Regions from separate parts of the Homo sapiens genome. Here region 1 is linked to region 2. A link is an interaction called in ENCODE POLR2A ChIA-PET data of the cell type or tissue named here. Cell type or tissue: OCI-LY7. All regions are shown on one strand. Each heading gives the region's core, and the rest is flanking DNA. Links, peaks and the distances in the headings are about the cores only.

Region 1 (11,902 bases), core at 3,622-11,621, 52 kb after region 2:
GTTTAAACTTAGTTTATTTATATAACTTAAAGCCATTTTAATATAACTTAACTAAAATTCAGAGAGTAATGAATTTGTGTTTTTTGAAAGCAGTTTTGATTTCCTGACCATTAACTCTAGTTATAATTATTTCATTCATTATCAGGCATTAGGCTTTAGATAATACTTAAAAGACAGTTTTTTGTGTGTGCTGATAAATTATGCTTCAGTGTTAAAAAGCTAAATTCTCTCCTATCTTTTGTTTATCCAAGATGATTTTCCCTTTCCACTGGCCATGCCCGTATGTTCCTCTCTGCCCACTGGCTTTAGCAGATGTCTTGAGTGCACCATGTCCATTCATAGTAGGGATTGATTCAAGATACTTTGATCTCTATGATCCTCCACCAGATGTCAGTTGTGTTGATGTAGATACCAACACTATTTCTCAGTAAGTACATTTTAGTGATTCTACATGTATATTTTACAACTTTGTAGCATATGTATGTAACTGTATATTTTATGATTGTTAAGTAGGATTCTTTTAAGATATATTGTTTTCCTTGTTATGTGGGGTAATCACCGTCTTTGAATCAGACCTTATTATGCGTCAATGGAGTAGATTTAGAGTATTAAAGAAGGTTTTGTTGGAAGGACTATACCTTTCATCCTCAGGCTTTCAATATTTAAGAAACATTTTAATGTTAGGCTTGCTTAGAAATTTAGCCAAAGGGGGCCGGGCGCGGTGGCTCATGCCTGTAATCCTAGCACTTTGGGAGGCCAAGGTGGTCGGATCACCTGAGGTCAGGAGTTTGAGACCAGCCTGACCAACAAGGAGAAACTCCATCTCTACTAAAAATAAAAATACAAAATTAGCTGAGCGTGGTGGCGCATGCCTGGAATCCCAGCTACTCGGGAGGCTGAAGCAGGAGAATTGCTTCAACCCGGGAGGTGGAGGTTGTGGTGAGCTGAGATCGCGCCACTGCACTCCAGCCTGGGCAACAACAGTGAAACTCTGTCTCAAAAAAAAAAAAAGAAAAAGAAAAAAAGAAAAAGAAATTTAGCCAAAGGGAAATTGAGGTTAGAAATAGAAAAAGTTTATTTCCCTTTAATGATATGAGTATAGGTGAAATCACAAATTGAATTAAAACACCATTCTTTGATTAATATTTCAATCCTATTTCTAGTCTTTTATAATACTATTAGAATACTTAAATATAGACTGGGCGTGGTGGCTGACGCCTATAATCCCAGCACTTTGGGAAGCCAAGGTGGACGGATCACTTGAGGTCAGGAGTTCGAGACCAGCCTGGCCAACATGGTAAAACCCTGTCTCTACTAAAAATTCAAAAATTAGCTGGACGTGGTGGCAGGTAATCCCAGCTACTCCAGAGACTGAGGCAGGAGAATCGCTTGAACCCGGGAGGCGGAGGCTGCAGTGAGCCGAGATTGCACCACTGCTTTCCAGCCTGGGTAACGGAGGGAGACTCTGTCTCAAAAGAAAAAAACAAAAAAAAACAAACAAAAAAAACTCATCATAGTAAAATAATGCTTTAAAATTTTAAAATAAGTTTTAAATTATACATAATTTCATTATCTTTACACCCTAGGGATGCAAGGGTTTTATGTTTTCATTTCTTTGCACTGAATTTATATGTAAGTTATAGCTATCGGAACTATTTTTAAAGCCTTTTTATAATTCTGTATTGTTTTGTGTCCCTTATTTTAAATTTAATCATACTTAATCTATTCAGGGAAGAGGAAATTGATGCACTGTCCACATTGCACCCACAGGACATGTTTATAATAACTATGATTTAGTCTAATAAAGCCCAAAAGCTGGTACAGCTTTTACACTTAAATATGTAAATGTGAAGTAGGTTTTTCTCCTTTTTTAAAAAGAGACAGGGTCTTACTCTGTCACTCAGGCTGGAGTGCAGTAGCATGATCATAGCTCACTGCCAAATTTCTGGGATCAAGCAATCCTCCTGCCTCAGCCTCCCAGGTAGCTAGGACTACAGGTGTGTACCACCATGCCTGGCTAAATTTTTTTTTTTTTTTTTTTTTTTTGAGACGGAGTCTCGCTTTGTCACCCAGGCTGGAGTGCAGTGATGCGATCTCAGCTCAATGTAAGCTCCGCCTCCTGGGTTCACACCATTCTCCTGCCTCAGCCTCCCAAGTAGCTGGGACTACAGGTACCCGCCACCATGCCTGGTTAATTTTTTTGTATTTTTAGTAGAGACGGGGTTTCACCATGTTAGCCAGGATGGTCTTGATCTCCTGACCTCGTGATCCGCCTGCCTCAGCCTCCCAAAGTGCTGAGATTATAGGTGTGAGCCACCGCGCCCGGTCATGCCTGGCTAATTTTTTAAAATGAGAAGGGGTCTTGCAGTGTTGTCCCGGCTGGTTTGGAACTCCTGACCTCATGTGATCCTCCCCCCTTGGCATCTCAAAGCATTGGGATTACAGGCATGAGCCACCACACCCAGTTTTTCTCCATTTTTAAGTAAGAGCTTTTTATCTTAAAGCTTTTTTTGAAAAAAATTTTTTACTTTTTATTCTTTTGAGACAATGTCTCGTTCTGTTGCCCAGGCTGGAGTGCGCAGTGGTGTAATCTCAGCTCACTGCAACCTCTTCCTTCCAGGTTCAAGCAATTCTCCTGCCTCAGCCTCCCAAGTAGCTGGGACTACAGGTGTGTGCCACCACACCTGGATAATTTTTGTATTTTTAGTAGAGAGGGGTTTTCACCGTGTTGGCCAGGCTGGTCTCGAACTCCTGGCCTCAGGTGATCTGCCTGCCTCGGCCTCCCAAAGGGCTGAGACAGCCTAAAGCTTTTCGATTTAATTATGAAACCTTAGATTAGTTCTCAGTCTTGTCACATGTCACAACCTCAAGTGCCTAAACCATTAGAAAAGTTTAGCAGAAAATGAGTATTCTGTTATAAAGCATGCATACTGTCAAAATTTTTATTCATGGAAAGCCTAACCAAGAAAATATGAAATATATTTTATGCATAAAAGCCATTTTACATACGGCATCAATAGATTCAATGATTCTTTACCATCAACATTTCATTCTTTACCAGAACTGTTTAATACTTTTAAACATTAAAGTAATACAACTTTTCCTTGCCAGGTTAATGTTACGTGATGTAATATTTTTTAATTGAAATTAACAGTGGTAAGAGTGTATACTGTGTTTATTATGGTAATAAATTGTATTTTCCACCTTACAATGTCTCTTAATTTGTTAAAAGAATTTTCTCAGCTAGGTGTCTTGACTCATACCTGTAATCTCCACACTTTGGGAGGCTGAGGCAGGAGGATCACTTGAGGCCAGAAGAGACCCCATTTATACAAAAAATTTAAAAATTAGAAAAAGAATTTTGTCTTCCTACTTACTATTTTTTCTTTCTTTCTTGAAGTTGCTGAGGTCTGAGCTCTTTTCTTTCTGCTTTGATCACTAATGAGTTAAAGAATCAAAGAAAGATAAGTTGTTTGTGCTCATGAATTCTTGCCATTACCACCCTCCCAAACCGGTGGAGGACTAGACTAGCGAACTGACAGCTTTCTACTTTCCTTCAATTAGAATTTCTGAAGCCCCAGCCTGAAGTTTGAAAGAAAAACAAATCCCAAGTATGGAATTTTTGGTTTCTTTTCCCCTTCCCTGTCTTAAGTATATATGATACAGACTATTTTTAAATATGAAGAAATTTCTGAAGAAAGGGAAAGAAATTAATATGTATGTACCAAGTGTAAAGCTACATGTGTAGCCTAAGTTATCTCATGTTATTCTCCATACTTTGTGAGGTGGTTCTTTTTTTTATTTTTTTTATTTTTATTTTTTGAGACAGAGTCTCACTCTGTTGCCCAGGCTGGAGTGTGGTGGCGTGATCTCAGCTCACTGCAAGCTCCACCTCCCAGGTTCTTGCCATTCTCCTGCCTCAGCCTCCCGAGTAGCTGGGACCACAGGTGCCCGCCACCATACCTGGCTAATTTTTTGAATTTTTTAGTAGAGACGGGGTTTCACCGCATTAGCCAGGATGGTCTCCATCTCCTGACCTCATGATCTGCCCGCCTCGGCCTCCCAAAGTGCTGGGATTACAGGCGTGAGCCACCGCGCCCAGCCGAGGTAGTTCTTATTAACCCTTCTGACAAGGAAACCAAAGCTTAGATTTTTAAGCGATTTATCAAAGGGCATATAGCTTATGTTGTCAGAACTGCATTTTAAAGCCATTACTGTTTGACTCCAAAACTAATGCTTCTACCACTAATTATTGGGTAACTATATAATATGTGTATGTCATAAAATAATGTAGTAATCTTGTAAGTGGAAGTCATCATGAGTAAATATACATTTACTCATAAGATGATCTTTTTTATAAGAAGATGATCATAGACCAAACTCAAGTACTTCAAAAAATTCCCTTACCCAGCCAAGTTTTAGAGGGAAGATATCAAAGGAAAGAGGCAGAAATTATAGCAGTAAGTAACAGTAATTAGATGTGATCAGATGATACCAAGATGTTGTTCATTCATTTACGCCACAAACATATCCCGAGTGCCCTTTTTTTGCTAGGCACTGGGAATAAAATAGCAAACCACATATTCTTCTTTCTCTTAAGACACTCATAATTAAGTCTAGCAAGACAGGCACTATGCAGTGAATGGTAAGACACAGTGGGAAAGCTGTGTTACTGAGTTTCATCAAGAAAATAATTTTAAAAAGTGTTTCTATGTTGCGTTCTTACTATAACACAGGATCCTGTTGGTCACATTGTAAATGTAATCACACCTTCACAGCAGGACATCTGCAGTTTGACTTTGCCCTATCTTTATTTTTATTCTCATTTGTGGAAAGATAGAGGGGACAAATTCCAAGACAGTCATTTTTGTTCAGCTTAAGCTTTCTTATCCCACTCTTTTTTCTTTGTTTACTTTTCAAAGTGATATTTGCCCTTTTTTGTTCTGTAGGAAGTTTAGGGAATATAAAAAGGTTCAGCAAGTTCCACTACACACCTGTGCTATGTTGTTCTGTGGTGGTTAAAATATGAGTGTTTTACTTTTCTTTTCTTTTTCTATACATTTTTCAAGTTTTCTAAAATGAATATTCATTGCTTTTGAAATAAAAAAAAAAAAAAACGATTCAAAAAAAAGTAGAGTCAGCTGGTCACAGTGCCTTTTGCCTGTAATCCTAACACTTTGAGAGGCAGAGGCCAGGAGGATTCCTTAAGATGTGGAGTTCAAGACCAGCCTGGGCAACGAAGCAAGACCTCATCTCTACAAAATAAAAATTAGCAGGCTGTAGGGGTGCGCGCCTGTAGTCTCAGCTGCTTGGGAGGCTGAGGCCTGCTTGGGAGGACCACTTGAGCCTGGGAGTTAAGACTGCAGTGAGCCGTGATCATGCCACTGCACTCCACCCTTGGTGACAGAGTGAGACGTTGTCTCTCTGGTTTTTTTTTTTAAAGTGGAGTCATTAAAGCTATCTTTAAGTCCAAATGCTTTGCAATGCTTTATCACCATGCTCTTTTCTACTCCTACCCCATGTATGGTTTAGAGACCAACTGTGTTGTAATTGCTATAATAAAGGAGATTATAGGAGCCTGTCCCAGAAACAAAGATACAATAGTTCCTCCTTTACCCACAGTCTGGTTTTCCATGGTTTCAGTTATCTGTGGCCAACTATAGTCTGAAAGTACATGAGTACAGTACAATAAGTTATTTTGAGAGAGAGAGCCCACGTTCACATAACGTTTATTAAAGTATATTGTTATAATTCTATTTTATTATAAATTATTGTTATCGATCCCTTACTGTGCCTAATTTATAAATTGAACTTTATCATAGGTATATATGCTTGGGAAAAAACATAGTAAATATGGGGTTCTGAACTGTCTGTGATTTCAGGCATCCACTGGGGGTCTCGGAATGTATCCTCTACAGATAAGGGGGAAACTGCTTTATCATTTTTAACGGATATCCTCTTTTATAGTTATATAAGTATTTCACAATATTATGCTTTATTCAAGTAATTTAGTATAATAGGTTATTTCTTTTTTGAAAGAAACAAAAATGATCCTTACTTATACTCTTAGGAAACTAAGAAACTAAGTATTTAAATATACCGAAGTATTTTGATAAGCTCTGTGGATCATGAATTTACTGAAAGTTTTTGTAGTGCTTTTTCTTACAGTATTTAAGAAAAAAACTTATGGTAGGATTTTTCTATTATTTAGGTGTCTAAGCACACTTAAATGGAGATTAAGAGTAAAGATCACCACATTAAGCTTTATGGTGATTAGCAAGATTCCAAAGCAACTGGAATTTACTCAGTATAAATATAAACTTGTGAACTATATTTAATACAAGGTTCTACCCTCATACAAATTAATTTTTGTATATTCAACATGCCAATTTACCCCTGTAGGATTTTTCTCTTGTTAATGCAAATATTTTGTTTTTCATTTTTCATTCAAGGTGTTTAATCTTTTCCCGTTTTTATATATAACAGATATATACCTTTCCCCTCCAAAAGACCATGTAACAAATATATTCCTGTTGTTATTTAATCTTAGAATTGGTGACAAGAAAAATGTAGCCTGGAAGATACTTCCAAAGAAGCCATGTAAAAATCTGATGAACACACTGAATAATTTGCATCAGCAATTGGCAAAATGTAAGTGGATAACTTAATTAAAGGAGGTAATTTAATCTGAAAAAGGGACTCCAATTACTTTGCCTTACTTATAAAAGAATAATGTTTATCTAGCAGAAAGCGGTTTTACCATTTTAAAGGCAGATGATCATTAAAGCAAAATTTGTTAGAAGATGAATGAGAGATTTATAAAATGTGTATTTTTTTTTTTTTCGAGACGGAGTCTCGCTCTGTTGCCAGGCTGGAATGCAAAATATGTATATTATATCTACCAAATTTTTATAGAACCATCTTAAAATAATAAAATTCAAAAGGATGTTAAGGTGGTTTATTTTACCGTTACTGAAATACCATGGAAAAAATGTGGGGTTCCACCTTTATATTGTTTTTTTTTTCTCTTTTGAGACACGGTCTTGCTTTGTCACCCAGGTTATAGTGTGTGGCACAAACATGGCCCACTACAGCCTTGACCTCCTGGGCTCAAGTAGTCTTCCCACTTCAGCCTCTTGAGTAGCTGGGACTACAGACACAATGAGGCACTACGCCTGGCTAATTTTTTAATTTGTTACAGAGACAGGGTCTTACCATGTTGTCCTGGGCTCAAGCAGTTCTCCCTCTTCGACTTCTCAAAGTGCTGGGATTACGGGCATGAGCCACCATGCCTGGCCTATTTTTTTCATACACAGAATAGAAAGTTAGTTTTGAAAATCGAAGACAAATGATGTAAACTACATTAGAAAATGCTGATGGTATCAGTGGGGTAAGAGCTTTTCACCTTCAGTGGATCTTAATGCTGTGCTTATCTTTTAAAAATGTTTTTTATTTTTCTGTGTGCCTATCTTAAAGTTTGAAAATCGAAGTTTGCCAATAGCATTAAGAAATTAATCAAAATGAAAATTGATTAGGATATGGAATATTTCTATTTAAAAAGCTTATATGAGAATATATCTTGACTTGTCCAGAATTACTGATAAGGAAAATTAAACCTTCATTTCTTTATCTAATCTTGTTGGTATTATAGCAGATGACCCATTCAGAATCCATAACTTAATACTTATTATATAAAGTACAGTCAATAGTGGTATAGCAGTATTTGACTCCTTAAGATGTAGCTGTAGTCTCAACTGCTTGGGAGGCTGAGGCAGGAGGACCACGCGGGAGGACCACTTGAGCCTGGGAGTTAAGACTGCAGTGAGCCGTGATCATGCCACTGCACTCCATCCTTGGTGACAGAGTGAGACGTCGTCTTTCTCTTTCTTTTTTTTTTTTTTTTTTAAGTGGAGTCATTAAAGCTATCTTTAAGTCCAAATGCCTCGCAATGCTTTATCACCATGCTCTTTTCTACTGTTAAGGAAAATTAAACCTTCATTTCTTTATCTGATCTTCTTGGTATTATAGCAGATGACCCATTTATGTAATACACATTTATGTTTAGGTACAACATAAGCATAGGAGGTAGCCTACACCCTTGAGGATTCATCATAGTGTATAGTGTAGTTGGAAATAGACATGGATAAAAACAGTATTTACAAAGTACACTTCATAACAAGTAGATGATTCCAAAGTAGCTCATAAGTATTGGGATATTAAACAAATTACATAAAACGTAACAAAATTTTGCCTTATGGAACAAATAAATCATGCATGTAATATCATTTGTTACCTAGTTAATTGCTTTCTAAAAGTGTTTGCACTTCTTTTGAATAGCTAAGAAGCCCAACAGCTATTGTAGCAATATTCAAATATTATTAACATTGGCTGGGCAGGGTGGCTCAGGCCTGTAATCCCAGCACTTTGGGAGGCTGAGGCAGGGAGATCGCTTGAGTCCAGCAGTTTGAGACCATCCTGGGCAACATGCTGAAACCTTGTCTCTGCAAAAAGTACAAATATATATATATATATATATATATATATATATATAATCAATGAAACAGCCCATTCAACTTTTGTGAAAGGCAGAATCTCAAAGGTTAAAACTACAAACATTTAAATAATACTGATAATTAAGGACTCTAACGCTTTATAGCTTCAGAGCACATTCACATACATTCTTTTACGTTACAGCTATGAGAATGAGATTGAAGGAGGCGTATAGTAGCTTCTCACAGATCATACAGTTAACAAGGATGAAGCTGGGATTAAAACCTAGGCTTTCTTGACTGGGCGTAGTGGCTCATACCTGTAATCCCAGCACTTTGGGAGGCCGAGGCAGGTGGATCACCTGAGGTCAGGAGTTCGAGACCAGCCTGGCCGACATAGTAAAACCCCGTCTCTACTAAAAATACAAAAATTACCCGGATGTGGTGGTGCACGCTTGTTGTCCCAGCTACTTGGGAGGCTGAGGCTGGAGAATAGCTTGAACCTGGGAGGCAAAGGTTGCAGTGAACCAAGATTGTGCCACTGCACTCCAGCCTGGGAGACAGAGTGAGACTCCATCTCAAAAAAAAAAAAAAAATCCTAGGCTTTCTGGTTCCAATGCCTTACGTTCTTCCAGTATTTTCACTTTTTTAGACAATAAGAACTCCTCCAAAAACTCTCGAAGACGATTAATTGTTCCTTATATTTTAAAATTTTGAAGTAATAACAAACTTTTTTCCTGACCCTTTGACATTAGATGCTTCATGACATTTGAATAGAATGTATTTCCTACCCAGTACATTCTTTGACATCACTACAATGTAACCATAAAAATCAGAAAATTAACATTGAGAATTACTGCTGTCCTAATCCTCAGACCACATTCAGGTTTTGCCAGTTATCATCTTAATGTTCTTTATAACAAAAGGATCCAGTTCCAAATCAGGTGTTGTATGTAGTTTCAAGTCTCTTTATTTGCCTTTCCTTCTGAACAGTTCCTCAGATTCTCTGCCATCTTTGAAGATTATACTTACCATTGTAGAATTGTCCATGGTGTGGGTTTGTCTGAGCATTCTCATAATAAATACAGGCCACCCATCTATTTTCTTTTTTTTGAGACAGGGTGTCTCACTGTGTCACCCAGGCTGGAGTGCAGTGGCGCGATCACGGTTTATGGCAGCCACAAGCTCCCAGGCTCAAGTGATCCTCCCATCTCAGCCTCCTGAGAAGCTGGGACTACAGACACAAGCTATCACACCCAGCTAATTAAAAAAAAAAAAAATTCTGTAGAGATGGGATCTCACTATATTGCCATGCTGGTCTTGAACTTCTGGGCTCAAGTGATCCTCCCACTGCAGCCTCCTAAAGTGCTAGGATTACAGATGTGAGCCACTGCACCCGGCCCAGGTCACACATCTTTGACAGGAATATCACAGAAGTGATGCTGTGTCTCTCTCATTGCGTCCTTATATCAGATCGCACACTATTTTGCTTTGTCCCATTATTGATGAAGATATTCACTTCGATCACTTGATTAAGGTGGTGTCTACTAGACTTCTCTACTATAAAATTACATGTTTACTATCTAATGGCTTTAGCATTGAATTGTCCAGGAAGAAGAATTGTTTTTTATATTTTAATCCTTGTGTGTTCTTCCTGCAGGTACTTATATTAAAAAAAAAAAAAAGGGAAAGAAGAACTGTTGCATTTGCCCTGCACTCAGTTTGCACAGGGTAAATGCAATAGTTCTTCTTTCCCTTTTTTTAAAAGTCTGTTTTCAATATGTAAGACAAAAACATGAATGAATACAAGAGGGAATGTCACTGCCACTTTGAAAAAGACATATATATGTATTATATAAAATATGTATGTTTTATATATATTCATATGGAAAGAGTGTGAGAGCAAGTATGTGCACATAACATGCAAAGTGGCTGGGCATGGTGCCTCATGCCTATAATCCCAGCACTTTGGGAGGCCAAGGTAGGCGGATCACCTGAGGTCAGGAGTTCGAGACTAGCCTCGCCAACACGGTGAAACCCCGTCTCTACTAAAAATACAAAAATTAGCTGGGCGTGGTGATGGGCACCTGTAATCCCAGCTACCAAGGAGGCTGAGGCAGGAGAATCTCTGGAGCCCGGGAGGTAGGGGCTGCAGTAAGCTGAGATCGTGCCACTGTACTCCAGCCTGGGTGACAGACCAAGACTCTGTCTCAAAAAACCAAAAAAAAAAAAAAAAAAAAAAAAAAAAAGGAAAAAAAACATGCAAAACTTTTGAGGGAAAGGGGGGCAGTTTTTGAAATATTTTCAAATGTACTAGTTTATGTATAATCTCACCATAATCACTTGATGGTGAGAGAACAATGGAGACAATTCTGTATGAAGATTTGAGAGATCTGGGTTTATGTTCCTTTTTTATTATTCTCCTTATTCGTATGTCAGGTCATTTCCCCTCTCAGGGCATGTGCAAAATAGTAGTGGTGTGGGAGGTATAGATGACATGGTTGTTCAGATTCTTTCTGAACAATGCCAATACTTGGTGAGCCTATGAGTGATATATATTTATGTTGAACAGCTTTCTTATATTCTATTGCCTTCTCGGTTACAATCATTATTAACTTATATATAGTTATTTTAGAACATGAACTTAAAAAAAATTTTGTAAAGACAGAATCTCTCTTATGTTGCCCAGGCTAGTCTTGAACTCCTAGCCTCAAGTGATCCTCCTGCCTTGGTCTAGGATTGCACGCATGAGCTACCATGACCGACCTGAGCTTTTTTTTTCCTGGTGGTAGTGAGATAAACGGGTAGCTTTGTGTTTAATTTGGATAAAATTTACTCAACGGAGACTACAAAATGCTATGGCAAGCTTTGCTAAGGTTTACGTATGATTAAGTTATGTAAACAAAGAGTTGAGGTAGCTTGGGTCCTTTTGAAAATACAACAAAATTATATTGGTACCATCATGAGTGTTTTGTGAGTTTGGAGAAAACACTAACACTGTATGTCTTCACAGTGCAGCAGAGACCGAGAGATGATGGACTCATGGATTTAGCAATAAATGACTATGATTTTAATTCTGGAAAGAGGTTGCACATGATAGATTTGGAAATCCAAGAGGCATTTTTGTTTTTCATGGCCTCTATTTTAAAAGGTTACAGATCATACTTAAGGCCAATAACACAAGCCCCATCTGAGACAGCCACAGATGCAGCCTCTCTCTTTGCCCTACAAGGTGAGTGACTGCATAGTTTTAAAGCTTTCAGGTTATTGAGCTTAACTTTGTGATGATTCATTTGCTGTCTGTATTAATAGCTCATATTTATGAGAATACATACCTATTTTGAGGAGAATCTGAATACTAGCTTTGTTGGTTACCCATTTCCATAGGACTAGTTATTTTTCAGGCATATTAG
Region 2 (11,902 bases), core at 2,101-10,100:
ACCACTTAATTAGTTGCTTATTTAAAATTCAGCATACTTTTCTTATTAATAGCACTGTTTAAACTCTAGGAATGCCCTTTACTTACTTTTAATCTTCATTTAATCTGTACTGTAGCATTTAACTAGCCTTTTCTCTTTTGGATTAAGGTGTGAGGGAGGTAGCTGTACTAAGACTATATTTTTTTATTCGGGCATAAATGAAAGCATGTTACAGAGAAAGGTTGAACAAGAGCACAGAATGGGCCTAGCGGGGTGGTGCACACCTGTAATCCCAACGCTTTGGGAGGCCAAGGCGTACGGATCTCTCGAGCCCGCAATATGTCATTAAAAATTATTGATACCTCTGCCTTCTTCCATTATTGTAAACAGTTACAATAAATCTTTACTTAAATTTTTTTTTTCCCTGCTAGGTGTGGTGGCTCATGCCTGTAATCCCAGTGCTTTGGGAGGCCAAGCAGGAGGATCACTTGAGCCCAGGAGTTTGAGACTGGCCTGGGCAACATAGCTAGACCCCATTTCTCCAAAAATAAATAAATAAATAAATAAAGTCCAGACACTGTGGCTCACGCCTGTAATCCCAGCCTGGCCAACATGGCAAAACCCCATCTCTACTAAAAATACAAAAATTAGCTGGGCATGGTGGTATATGCCTGTAATCCCAGCTACTTGGCAGACTGAGGCACAAGAATTGCTTGAACCTAGGAGGCAGAGGTTGCAGTGAGCTGAGATCGCACTACTGCACTCTAGCCTGGGTGACAGAGTGAGACTCTTTCTCGAAAACAAACGAAAAACACCACCTAGCTAGCCAGGCATGGTAGTGTTCCCCTGTAGAGGCTGAGGTGGGAGGATCACTTGAGCCCAGGAGTTTGAGGCAGCAGTGAGCTATGATTGTGCCACACACCCCAGCCTCAGCAACAGTTTCTTGTCTTTAAAAACAAAACAAACAAACAAACTAAAAAACAGCTTTTTTTTCCTTCTCTTTTTTTTTTTTTTTTGAGACAGAGTCTCACTCTATCTCCCAGGCTGGGGTGCAATCTCGGCTCACTGCAACCTCTGCCTCCCAGGTTCAAGCGATTCTCCTGCCTCAGCCTCCCGAGTAGCTGGGATTATAGGTGTGCACCACCATGCCTGGCTAATTTTTCTATTTTTAGTAGAGACGGGGTTTCACCATGTTGGCCAAGATGGTCTTGAACTCCTGATCCCAGACGATCCACGCGCCTCGGCCTCCCAAAGTGCTGGGATTACAGGTGTGAGCCACTGCGCCTGGCCTTTTTCCTTCTCTTGAATTTGTATCTTGAGATTAACAAAGGTTTTTTTTCCTTCTAATTTTTATTTATTTATTCTAGACATGTGGTCTCGCCATATTTCCCAGGTTGGCCTCAAATTCCTGGGCTCAAGCCGTCTTACTGTCTCTGCCTTCTGAGTGGCTGAAACTGTAGGCATGCACCACCTTATGGGGCCCTAAAATCCTTTTTATAGCAGTCAGTATTTAATTGCATGTTGGCCTCCTCTGAGCTGAAAGCAACATAGCCTTTTTTTTTTTTTTTTTGATGCGGAGTCTCGTTGTGTCACCCGGGCTGGAGTGCAGTGGCGTGATCTCAGCTCACTGCAACCTCTGCTTCCTGGGTTCAAGCGATTCTCCTGCCTCAGCCTCCTGAGTAGCTGGGATTACAGGCACGTGCCACCATGCCCAGATAATTTTGTATTTTTAGTAGAGACGGAGTTTCACTGTTAGCTAGGATGGTCTCGATCTCCTGACCTCGTGATCCGCCCGCCTCATCCTCTCAAAGTGCTGGGATTACAGGCATGAGCCACTGCATCTGGCCTGCAACATAACTTTTTATATGCACTAGGAAACCAAAAAATTCATGTGACTTCCTTTATTGTGATATTGGTTTTATCGTAGTGATGTGGAACCTAACCTGTAGTATTTCTGAGGTATAGCTGTAATGACTGTGGTACTGGGGAACGCTTTTTTTTTTTTTTTTTTAGGTCACTGTATTTTACCACTGAGTATTTTAGTTGAGGACTCTGAAATGTCATGTTTTTAAGATAAATGGGTGTAGATGGGTGGGGGAAACTATACAGTGTTACTTTGGCTTGTTAGATAAGACTGGCTGTTATCACCAGAGAAGAAAAACCTCACCCCCTTTTTGGTCAAAATTGTAGTAACTGATATTATTTTTCTTTAAAAAATAATTTGTTCAGATAAAGTCTAAGAAATTCCCTATTAATCTCTCATTTTTTCTGGACACCAGAACTTTGTAATAGAATTTTATTCATACTTACTCATAACTACACTGAAGTTGGATTTATAGAATATTGTTTGAAACTGCTGTTTGGTGAATATTTTTCATTTTATTGTGCTGAGGAATATCTGAAGATACCAGCTTAACAGCCTTTTTTTTTTGATACGGAGTCTCCCTCTGTCGCCCAGGCTGGAGTGCATTGGCCTGATCTCAGCTCACTGCGACCTCTGCCTCCGGGTTCAAGCGATTCTTCTGCCTCAGCCTTCCAGTAGCTGGGACTACAGGTGCATCCCACCATGCCCAGCTACCTTTTTATATTTTTATTTGAGACAGGGTTTCACCGTATTGGCCAGACTGGTCTCGAACTCCTGACCTTGTGATCTGCCCACTTTGGCCTCCCACAGTGTTGGGATTACAGGTGTGAGCCACTGTGCCCAGCCTAACAGCCATTTTTTTAAACAAAACTTTTTTTTGGCTTCCTTGATTAACTGATATTTTGCTTTTCTTTTTTGAGGTTTGTTTAATCAATTTTTTTGTTTGTGGCCCGGTGCAGTGGCTCACACCCATAATGCTAGTACTTTGGGAGGCCAAGGCAGGCAGGTCACTTGAGATCAGCAGTTCGAGGCCAGCCTGGCTAACATGACGAAACCCCATCTGTACTAAAAATACAAAAATTAGCCAGGCGTGGTGGTGCGTGCTTGTGATCCCAGCTACTTGGGAGGCTGAGGCTGGAGAATCGCTTGAACCTGGGAGGTGGAGGTTGCAGTGAGCTGAGATCGTGGCACTGCACCCCAGCCTGGTCAACAGAGTAAGACTCTGTCTTAAAAAAAAAAAAATTGTTTGTAATTTAAAAAATGTAAGCTGGCTTACCCAAAAAGGGAAATTAGTTCCCATTAGGCAAAGATGCTGGAGTTTTCACAGTACCCGATGATAGAAGTACAGCCAAGACTCATGAAGGGGAAGGGAAACCAGGAACTGGAAATTTATAACCCAGGCAGCTATTTTCTTTTTTTCTTTCTTTATTTTGAGACAGCGTCTTACTCTGTCGCCCAGGCTGGAGTGCAGTGGTGCTATCTCAGCTCACTGCATCCTCCGCTTCCCGGGTTCAAGTGATTCTCCTGCCTCAGCCTCCTGAGTAGCTGGGATTACAGGCACATGCCACCATGGCTGGCTCATTTTTGTATTTTTAGTAGAGATGGGGTTTCACCGTGTTGTCCAGGCTGGCCTCGAACTCCTGGCCTCAAGTGATCCTCCTGCCTCGTCCTTCCAACTTGCTGGGATTACAGGCCACCGTGCCCAGCCCCATGCAGCTATTTTCTTACTACCCTGGGGTAGCATGATTTCTCTGAGTCTTCCTGCTTTTCCACTTCATTTTTCTTACTTTGCATGTTGTCTTTCACCACTGCACGTGGATGGACATGTCTTCTAACTCTTAAATTCATATATTCGCTCATGGTTCTGTGATTTCATTCTGAACCTCTGGGAGAAAATTGAGTCTGAGGCAGGTATCTCTTTCTGGTCTAATCAACTGTGGCCGATGAAGCCAAAGGTTCATAAAACATGGCTTTCAGGCCCAATTTTTATGGAAGGGGAATGATACAGGACATACAATTCTCAGAGGATAGGTGTGTAGGTAAATAGACTTTCTAAAAGGTGGTGGATACAAAGGGATACTTAATGATTAAAAAAATTATGATTTTTATGAAATAAAAAAGTTACTGCTCAGTGGCTTTATATATAGTAGGAAACTTAAATTATTTCATCCCCAATCTATACATGATTATTGTGAAGACTAAAAATGTCTCCCTTTTTTAAGTAAAAAACAATGGAGGTGATTAGCTTCTGCATACAGAATTGGAAGTTTGAGTCATTATTTTATGAGCATATGTGTATGATGATATATACCTTCTTTAATATTAATACCATTAATACATCACATCATTCTTTATTTAGCAAACATTTATTGACTGACTTCTCTCTGCCAGGGAGTATGCTAAAACAGATATTTACAGAAATGGGGGTGTAACATTGCTTACTCTTAGTGCATAATCTAGTTGAGAAGAATAGATGTTCAAAGAAATAATTGGAATATTAATGGGATAATCATAGTAGAGATATGTACAAGATACTCTAGAAGCATACAAAAAGAGAATGACGGTCTCATGGAGAAAACAGTAAGGAAGGCTTCGAAGAGCAGGTCTCCAATATTACATAGCAGTTGACCATTGGAATAGAGATATTCTGATAGGAGGAACTGAATTTGCAAAGGTGGCATGGAGTTGTGTAAAGGGGGAAACTGTAAATGGTTCAGTATGACTGAAGTGAATTTTTACCCCATTTAACTTAATGAAACTTAAACTAAAACTTTTTTTCATACCTGTCCTTCACATGGTAGTAATGATTGCCTTTTTCAAGAGGCAGTTGTACATTGTAGAATACTCAAATCACTTTTTGTTATATAATTTTGATGTCATTTTGGGAATTGGGAATGAGATGTCACTGATCATTTGCTTTCAGATTCCTTTATTGCTTTTTTTTTTTTTTTTTTTTTTTTTTGAGGAGTCTTGCACTGTCACCCAGGCTGGAGTGCAGTGGCATGATCTTGGCTCACTGCAACCTTCACCTCCCAGGTTCGAGTGATTCTCCTGTCTTAGCCTCCCAAGTAGCTGGGATTACAGGCATGCATCACCACACCCGGCTAATTTTTGTATTTTTAGTAGAGGCAGGGTTTCCCTATGTTGGCCAGGCTGGTCTTGAACTCCTAACCTCAGGTGATCTGCCTGCCTCAGCCTCCCAAAGTGCTGGGATTACAGACGTGAGCCACCGTGACTTCTTTTCTTTTCTTTTTGAGGCAGGGTGTGGCTCTGTCCCCCAGGCTGGAGTGCAGTGGTGTGATCATAGCTCACTATAGCCTTGACCTCCTGGGCTCAAGCAAACCTCCCACCTCAGCCTCCTGAGTAGCTGGGACCACAGGCATGAGCAATCATGCCCAGCTAATTAAAAAAATTTTTTTGTAGAGATGGGGTCTCAAATTTTTCTAATAGTGGTTGGTTTGTTAGTTTACTTTTATGGTAGTTTTTCCTGTATAAGCCTGGACCTTCATGCAGTGGATGACTGAAAATGGTAGAGCTTATAAAGCTTATGAAGTGCATATTTTTTATTAAAGTAAACATATGGGCTGTGTGTGGTGGCTACTTGGGAGGCTGAGGCAGGAGGATTGCTTGAGCCAAGGAGTTCGAAGTTAAGGTGAGCTATAATTGTGCCACTGCATTCCAGCCTGGGTAACAGAGTGAAACCTTGTCTCTCAAAAAAAAAAAAAAAAAAAGTAAACATTTGTAAAACTGTTAAGTATCCACAAAATTTTTTTTTAAAAAAAGCAAAAATAATACATTGTATAAGCCTATGTAATTTTAAAACATAATCTCTAAAATCAATGTCATTCTGAAATTTTATAATTTTAGAGAAAATAGCATATATATGTTATTTTATAAAACATCTTATTTTTATTTTTATTTTATTTTTTTGAGACAGGGTCTCACTTTGTTGCCCAGGCTGGAGTGCAGTGGCACGATCTCAGCTCACTCAGCAACCTCTGCCTCCCAGGTTCAAACGATTCTCCTGCCTCAGCCTCCCAAGTAGCTGGGATTACAGGTGCACACCACCATGCCTGGCTAACTTTTTTATTTTTTATTTTAATTTTTTTGAGATGGAGTTTCACTCTTGTTGCCCAGGCTGGAGTGCAGTGGCTCAATCTGGGCTCACCGCAACCTCCACCTCCTGGGTTCAAGCTATTCTCCTGCCTCAGCCTTCTGAGTAGCTGAGATTACAGGCATGCGCCACCACACCTGGCTAATTTTGTATTTTTAGTAGAGACTGGGTTTCTCCATGTTGGTCAGGCTGGTCTCAAACTCCCCACCTCAGGTGAGCCACCCTCCTTGGCCTCCCAAAGTGCTGGGATTACAGGCGTGAGCCACCGTGCCTGGCCAATTTTTTTATTTTTAGTAGAGACAGGGTTTCACCATGTTGGCCAAGCTGGTCTCGAACTCGTGACCTCAAGTGATCCACCAACCTCGGCCTCCAAAGTGCTGGGATTACAGGCATGAGCCACCACACCCAGCCAATAAAACATTTTATATCAGTATTTTTCTTCATAAAATTGTACCTACTGTTAAGCAAAACCAGTGTAGGCAGTTGGCAGAATGCCTTGTGCTTCACTACCCTGATGACAGTTGATTAACACCTTTACTTCTCTTTTCAATTCCTTTATCCACTCATTCATGATTCCTCCTCCACCCCATTAAAAATAATCAACCAACCAAAAACAAACAAACAAAAAAACCCCTAAAAAGCCCAGGTTGACTGTTCTGTGAAGTGACTGAGATGAGAAGGAGAGAAGGAAAGTAGTTTTGGCCAGATTTGTGGAGGCGGCAGCAGTGGTGTGTGTATGTTTGAAGCATGAGGTTTGTGATAAAAGCGACAAAAGTGACCAGTCTTCCTTTTGTCACTGTTATCTTTCAAATATGTTTCCCTCTAACTTTATTGAGGTATATTCAAATATACTTTTGATACTGTCCAGGAAGGAAATGATGAGTAAAGAAAAGGTGATATCCATTGTGCTTGTTCCTCCTTTCATGTGGAATCCCCTTCCATCTCTCCTCTATCACCTACTGATATTTCAGAATTTAGATGGTGTCGTTCTTTTTTGACTCCTCAAGCCTAAGCTGTGTGTCCTTCTTGTGCTTCCTGTGATTACTCCTGTTATAGACTTATCATGTATTATATTGCTTGTTTTCTTGTCTGCCTTCTCTATTAAACCGCTGTAAGGCAGGGTCATGTCTCATTTGTCTTTGTGTTTTAGTGCCTGGTTCTTCAGACCACATGGTAGAGGTACCATTTTAGGATTCTTGGTTGCAAATTACAGAAATTAATTCTGGTTAGCTGAACCAAAAGAAAAGGAATTTATTGGAAGCATATTGGTTGGCTTACAGAAATGACTAGAAGACTAGAGAACCAGACTCAGAGAACAAATATGAAACAAACCTCAGGGCTAGACCATAGCCAAAGTTATGCCATATCCTTTTCCTGTTGAACACACCGTTGATGCCACTGGATGCCATTGCTGGAGCATTGCCACTGGGTGCTGTATATCACTGCTCTAAGAATGATTTTTTTTTTTTTTTTTTTTTTTTTTGCTTAGAAACAATAGAAATTGATTTCCCATGGTTCTCAAGGTTGGAGGTCCGAGATCAGGGTGCCAGCAAGGTCAGGTTCTGGTGAGGGTCCACTTTTGGGTGGCAGACTGCTGACTTCGTGTATCCTCACATGGTGGAAACAGCCCTGAGAATGAATCTTAAACTGTTTTTGCTACTTTAGCTCTAGATTCAAATTCTGCATGAGTGCATATAATTGACCAATCTGTGTGCTTGGTCCCTAAATAGGGAGAGCAAATATCAGGTCTTTTTTTTTTTTTTTTTTTTTTTTTTTTTTGAGACGGAGTCTCATTTTGTTGCCCAGGCTGGAGTGCAGTGGCTCGATCTCGGCCCACTGCAACCTCCGCCTCCCAGGTTCAAGCGATTCTCCTGCCTCAGCCTCCTGAGTAGCTGGGATTACAGGCGGGTGCCACCATGCCCAGCTAATTTTTGTATTTTTAGTAGAGACAGGGTTTCACCATATTGGTCAGGCTGGTCTCAAACTCCTGACGTCATGGTCTGCCTGCCTTGGCCTCCCAAAGTGCTGGGATTACAGGTGTGAGCCACCGTGCCTGGCCAAATATCTGGTCTTTTTCTGCTTTCATGATTGGTTCGGACATCCAGCCTTTTTTATAAGATACATACAGTGGCAGATTTTCTAAACATAGAAAGGGAGTTCACATGCTACATGGTCAAAAATAAAACTGATACATGTCCATTTCAGTATTCAATAAATATTTGTCAGATGAGTGAATGAGAGAATCAGAGTCATGATTTCCTGTCTCTAGACCTTTAAGTCACCAAACATTGAAGTGATAATGGTGTTGCTAATGTAATTGAAAATAAAATCGAAGGAGCAAGCTATGGAGGGGAACAGGGATGAAGCTGAGAAATGTGTCGACATCGTCCAGGAGGCTCTGAATGCTGGCAACCGCGAGAAGGCCCAGCGTTTCCTGCAGAAGGCCGAGAAGCTCTACCCACTGCCCTTGGCCTGCGCATAAACAAATATAAAAATTACTATGAAGTACTTGGAGTTACGAAAGATAGTGGTGATGAAGATTTGAAAAAAGCTTATAGAAAGCTTGCTTTGAAGTTTCATCCAGACAAAAACCATGCACCTGGAGCAACAGATGCTTTTAAAAAGGTTGGGAATGCTTATGCTGTTTTAAGTAATCCAGAAAAGCGAAAACAGTATGACCTCACGGGCAATGAAGAACAAGCATGTAACCACCAAAACAATGGCAGATTTAATTTCCATAGAGGTTTTGTGAAGTTGATATAACTCCAGAAGACTTGTTTAATATATTTTTTGGGGGTGGATTTCCTTCAGGTAGTATACATTCTTTTTCAAATGGAAGAGCTGGTTATAGCCAACAACATCAGCATTGACATAGTGGACATGAAAGAGAAGAGGAAAGAGGAGATGGAGGTTTTTCTGTGTTTATCCAGCTGATGCCCATAATTGTATTGATCCTCGTGTCATTATTAAGCCAGTTGATGGTCTGTAATCCTCCTTATTCCTTCTATCCCAGATCTGGAACAGGGCAAACTATTAAAACGCAGACAGAAAACTTGGGTGGTGTTTATTATGTCAGCAAGGACTTTAAAAATGAATATAAAGGAATGTTATTACAAAAGGCAGAAAAGAGTGTGGAGGAAGATTATGTGACTAATATTCGAAATAACTGCTGGAAAGAAAGACAACAAAAAACAGATATGCAGTATGCAGCAAAAGTATACCGTGGTGATCGACTCCGAAGGAAGTCAGATGCCTTGAGCATGGACAACTGTAAAGAATTAGAGCGGCTTACCGGTCTTTATAAAGGAGGATGAACTGGAATTTTTATTTATACCTTTTAGCGTACTCTTTATTTTTTCTGTAAGTAAGTTTAGTTTCATCATGAGAGATGAAGGGAAAGATCTGATACTGAAAATTAAACTGAATAGTTGGTTCCTGAAATCTTGGACTGTTTATGACCTACTGGCTCCTTTAAATAGTAACTGAAAACTAAAATGGAATATTTTAGTTACGCTTCTACAATTATTTTCATTTTAAAAGCTTGCATGATTCCTAACTAAAATGTCTTGAGAAAGGATTATCACACCTGTAGCAATTTCCAGTTTTAGTGATTCTCCATTTTTTCCCTTGTCATGTAAAGATTTATGGAATGATCACTTTGTGTACATACAGGTTACTGCTTTTTTATTTAAATTCTTTTAGTGTTTTGCTCCGTGAGACACTTCAGTTTAAATTGATGGAATAAATGTTATATGACACATTTACGTTTTCCTTATCAAGGTGTCAAATATGTGGACTTTAAACAATGAAACTTTTTCAAAAAGAAAAAACAAAAACTTTAACTTTGTGTAAAATCTTATAGTATTATCAGCTTAGAGGGAATTGATATTTTTAATATTGCCGTTATATTCCAAAATATATATTGAGATAAATGAACTGATGTAGAATATCATTTTGCTATTTAGTTTTATGAATTACTATACATATACATGCATAGAAATGAAATGCTATACTGATAGATTTTAAAGAAAATATGAGGAAATGGCTATAAATAGTAAACTAAAAGGGTCTTCAACAGTAAAGTGCAGTTATGTCATTTACAATTCCAATACTTTAAAGGCCACCAAATTTTGATGTGTATGTCCTTGAAGGGCTGCCAAAATTTATGAAGAGGACTCACATTTTCCCCCATAGAAATTTGCAGTTTCTTGGTGATCATTTAAGCAGGATCCAAAGAAGTTCTTCTACAAATAAGTAATAAGAAAAATGAATACTAAAATACAGCTTTGTGCCTTTTAACCTTATGCCAACTCCTAAACATGTAAGTAGATTATAGTATACTTATCTGATCAGAGCATGATCTGTTTGGCCACATGCAAGTGTGAGCAGAAATAGAGCAGCAGGTAGAATAGTAACTTAAAGCAAGTCCTCCTTTAAAAATACTGAGCTAAAATCTATTCACCATTGAGTAATTGAATTAATCCTATAGGAATAAGCTCCTTGTAAGTAATTCCATATTATGAATTAGAAAAAAAAAACAGCTGGAAATTGAAGTTTTTGGTGCCTGTATACTGGAGATAAAACTATTTGATTTCTGGTCTTCTGTGTTTAGCAGTTGTAATATTTTAATGAATTTGCTGCATACTCGGTTAATGGAACATAAACATATCTTTGGTACTTCTTTGTGAGTGAAAGAATGCTGGATAGGGTGGCTTTGTTCTTTAAATTTTTTTCTGAATGTAGTTAATTTATGGCATCTGTTGAATAAAACTGCTAAAATGAAAAAAAAGAAAAGAAAATCAATACCAAACCATAAAATAAACAAAAGATAAGCAAACTCAGCATATTTCTGGTTTTTTAAAATGACGAGTACCTCATTAAGTGATTTACATCAAATTATTTGAATTGAATTTATACTTTTTTTGGTCCCTTATTTTAAAATACCCAAGCCATGAGCTTATTTGCGTATCTGATAATCTAATGCTGGATAGAACCAGGATTTTAATTTGGCTGAAGTGATTTCAGAGCATGTAGCTGCTAAACCTTACTACATTTTATAGTTTTCATATAGTTGTATTCAGCAATGAATTAAAACAGGAACAACAAATCAGTATTTTAGAGAGCTCAGAGGAATGTTTATGTTTGTGGAGGAAAAAAGGTTTTTATTTATTTCTAAGCCATCTTACTCACCAAATATAAGGTCTTACTATAAAACTTAGGAAAACAGTTTGGCATTACCTACCACAGTTGAGTGTGTGTGTGTGTGTGTGTGTGTGTGTGTGTGTGTATACCTTATATGCTAGGAATTTCATTCTTAGCTATTTTTAAAAAATCTATGCGTTTTTATATGCATGAAAACTCATAATAGTTTATATCCGACTTTGTAATCATTTATAACAGCCTCACATTGGAAACCAGCCAAATGTCAATTAACAATAGAATGGATACATAAAATTGTGGGGGTTTTTTTTTTTGTTTTTTGGTTTTTTTTGAGACAGAGTTTTGCTCTTGTCGCCCAGGCTAGAGTGCAGTGGTGTGATCTCAGCTCACTGCAACCTCTGCCTCCAGGGTTGAAGCAATTCTCCTGTCTCAGCCACCCGAGTACCTGGGATTACAGGCACCCGCCACCACGTCCGGCTATTTTTTTCTTTTTTTTGTATTTTTTAGTAGAGACGGGGTTTCACCATGTTGGCCAGGCTGGTCCTGAACTCCTAACCTCAGGTAATCTACCTGCCTCGGCCTCCCAAAGTGCTGGGATTACAGGCATGAGCCACCGCGCCTGGCAAAATTGTGTATTCTTAAAATGAAAAACTATACAGAAATGAAAATGAACAAACTGCTATATATGAGTATGGCCAAATCTCAAAAAACATTGTAGAATGAAAAAAGCTGGACCAAAATAATGTACACTTTATATGTCCTTCCATGTTCCATTTATGTAAAAG

What was found. ChIA-PET counts read pairs that join two places held together with the same protein. Peaks named below come from ENCODE experiments on the same cell type or tissue, not always from the same donor. Only the 100,000 strongest peaks of a DNase experiment are listed, where the experiment ranks them.
Region 1: POLR2A ChIA-PET joins it to region 2 with 11 read pairs; 9 of 35 experiments call an interaction of 5 or more read pairs at or near these places.

The regions. Positions count from the first base shown.
Region 1 is chr15:65,717,597-65,729,498 of GRCh38, reverse strand. It overlaps DENND4A (DENN domain containing 4A), which reads left to right. Exons shown (of 33, transcript NM_001320835.1): 11 at 252-427; 12 at 6,551-6,651; 13 at 11,503-11,721. It overlaps MIR4511 (microRNA 4511), which reads left to right and starts at 10,167; the gene lies at 10,167-10,253. In OCI-LY7, for the core only: a CTCF peak has its summit at 6,783; no DNase peak of the experiment used is centred there.
Region 2 is chr15:65,768,541-65,780,442 of GRCh38, reverse strand. All of the region lies in intron 1 of DENND4A (DENN domain containing 4A), which reads left to right. It also overlaps the pseudogene LOC646358. Among named protein-coding and RNA genes, the nearest start is that of DENND4A, 18 kb to the left of the region's middle. RefSeq lists a silencer at 780-839 and enhancers at 3,088-3,137, 6,304-6,453. In OCI-LY7, for the core only: no CTCF peak of the experiment used is centred there; a DNase peak (open chromatin) is centred at 6,542; H3K4me3 peaks cover 1,262 bases; H3K27ac peaks cover 2,544 bases.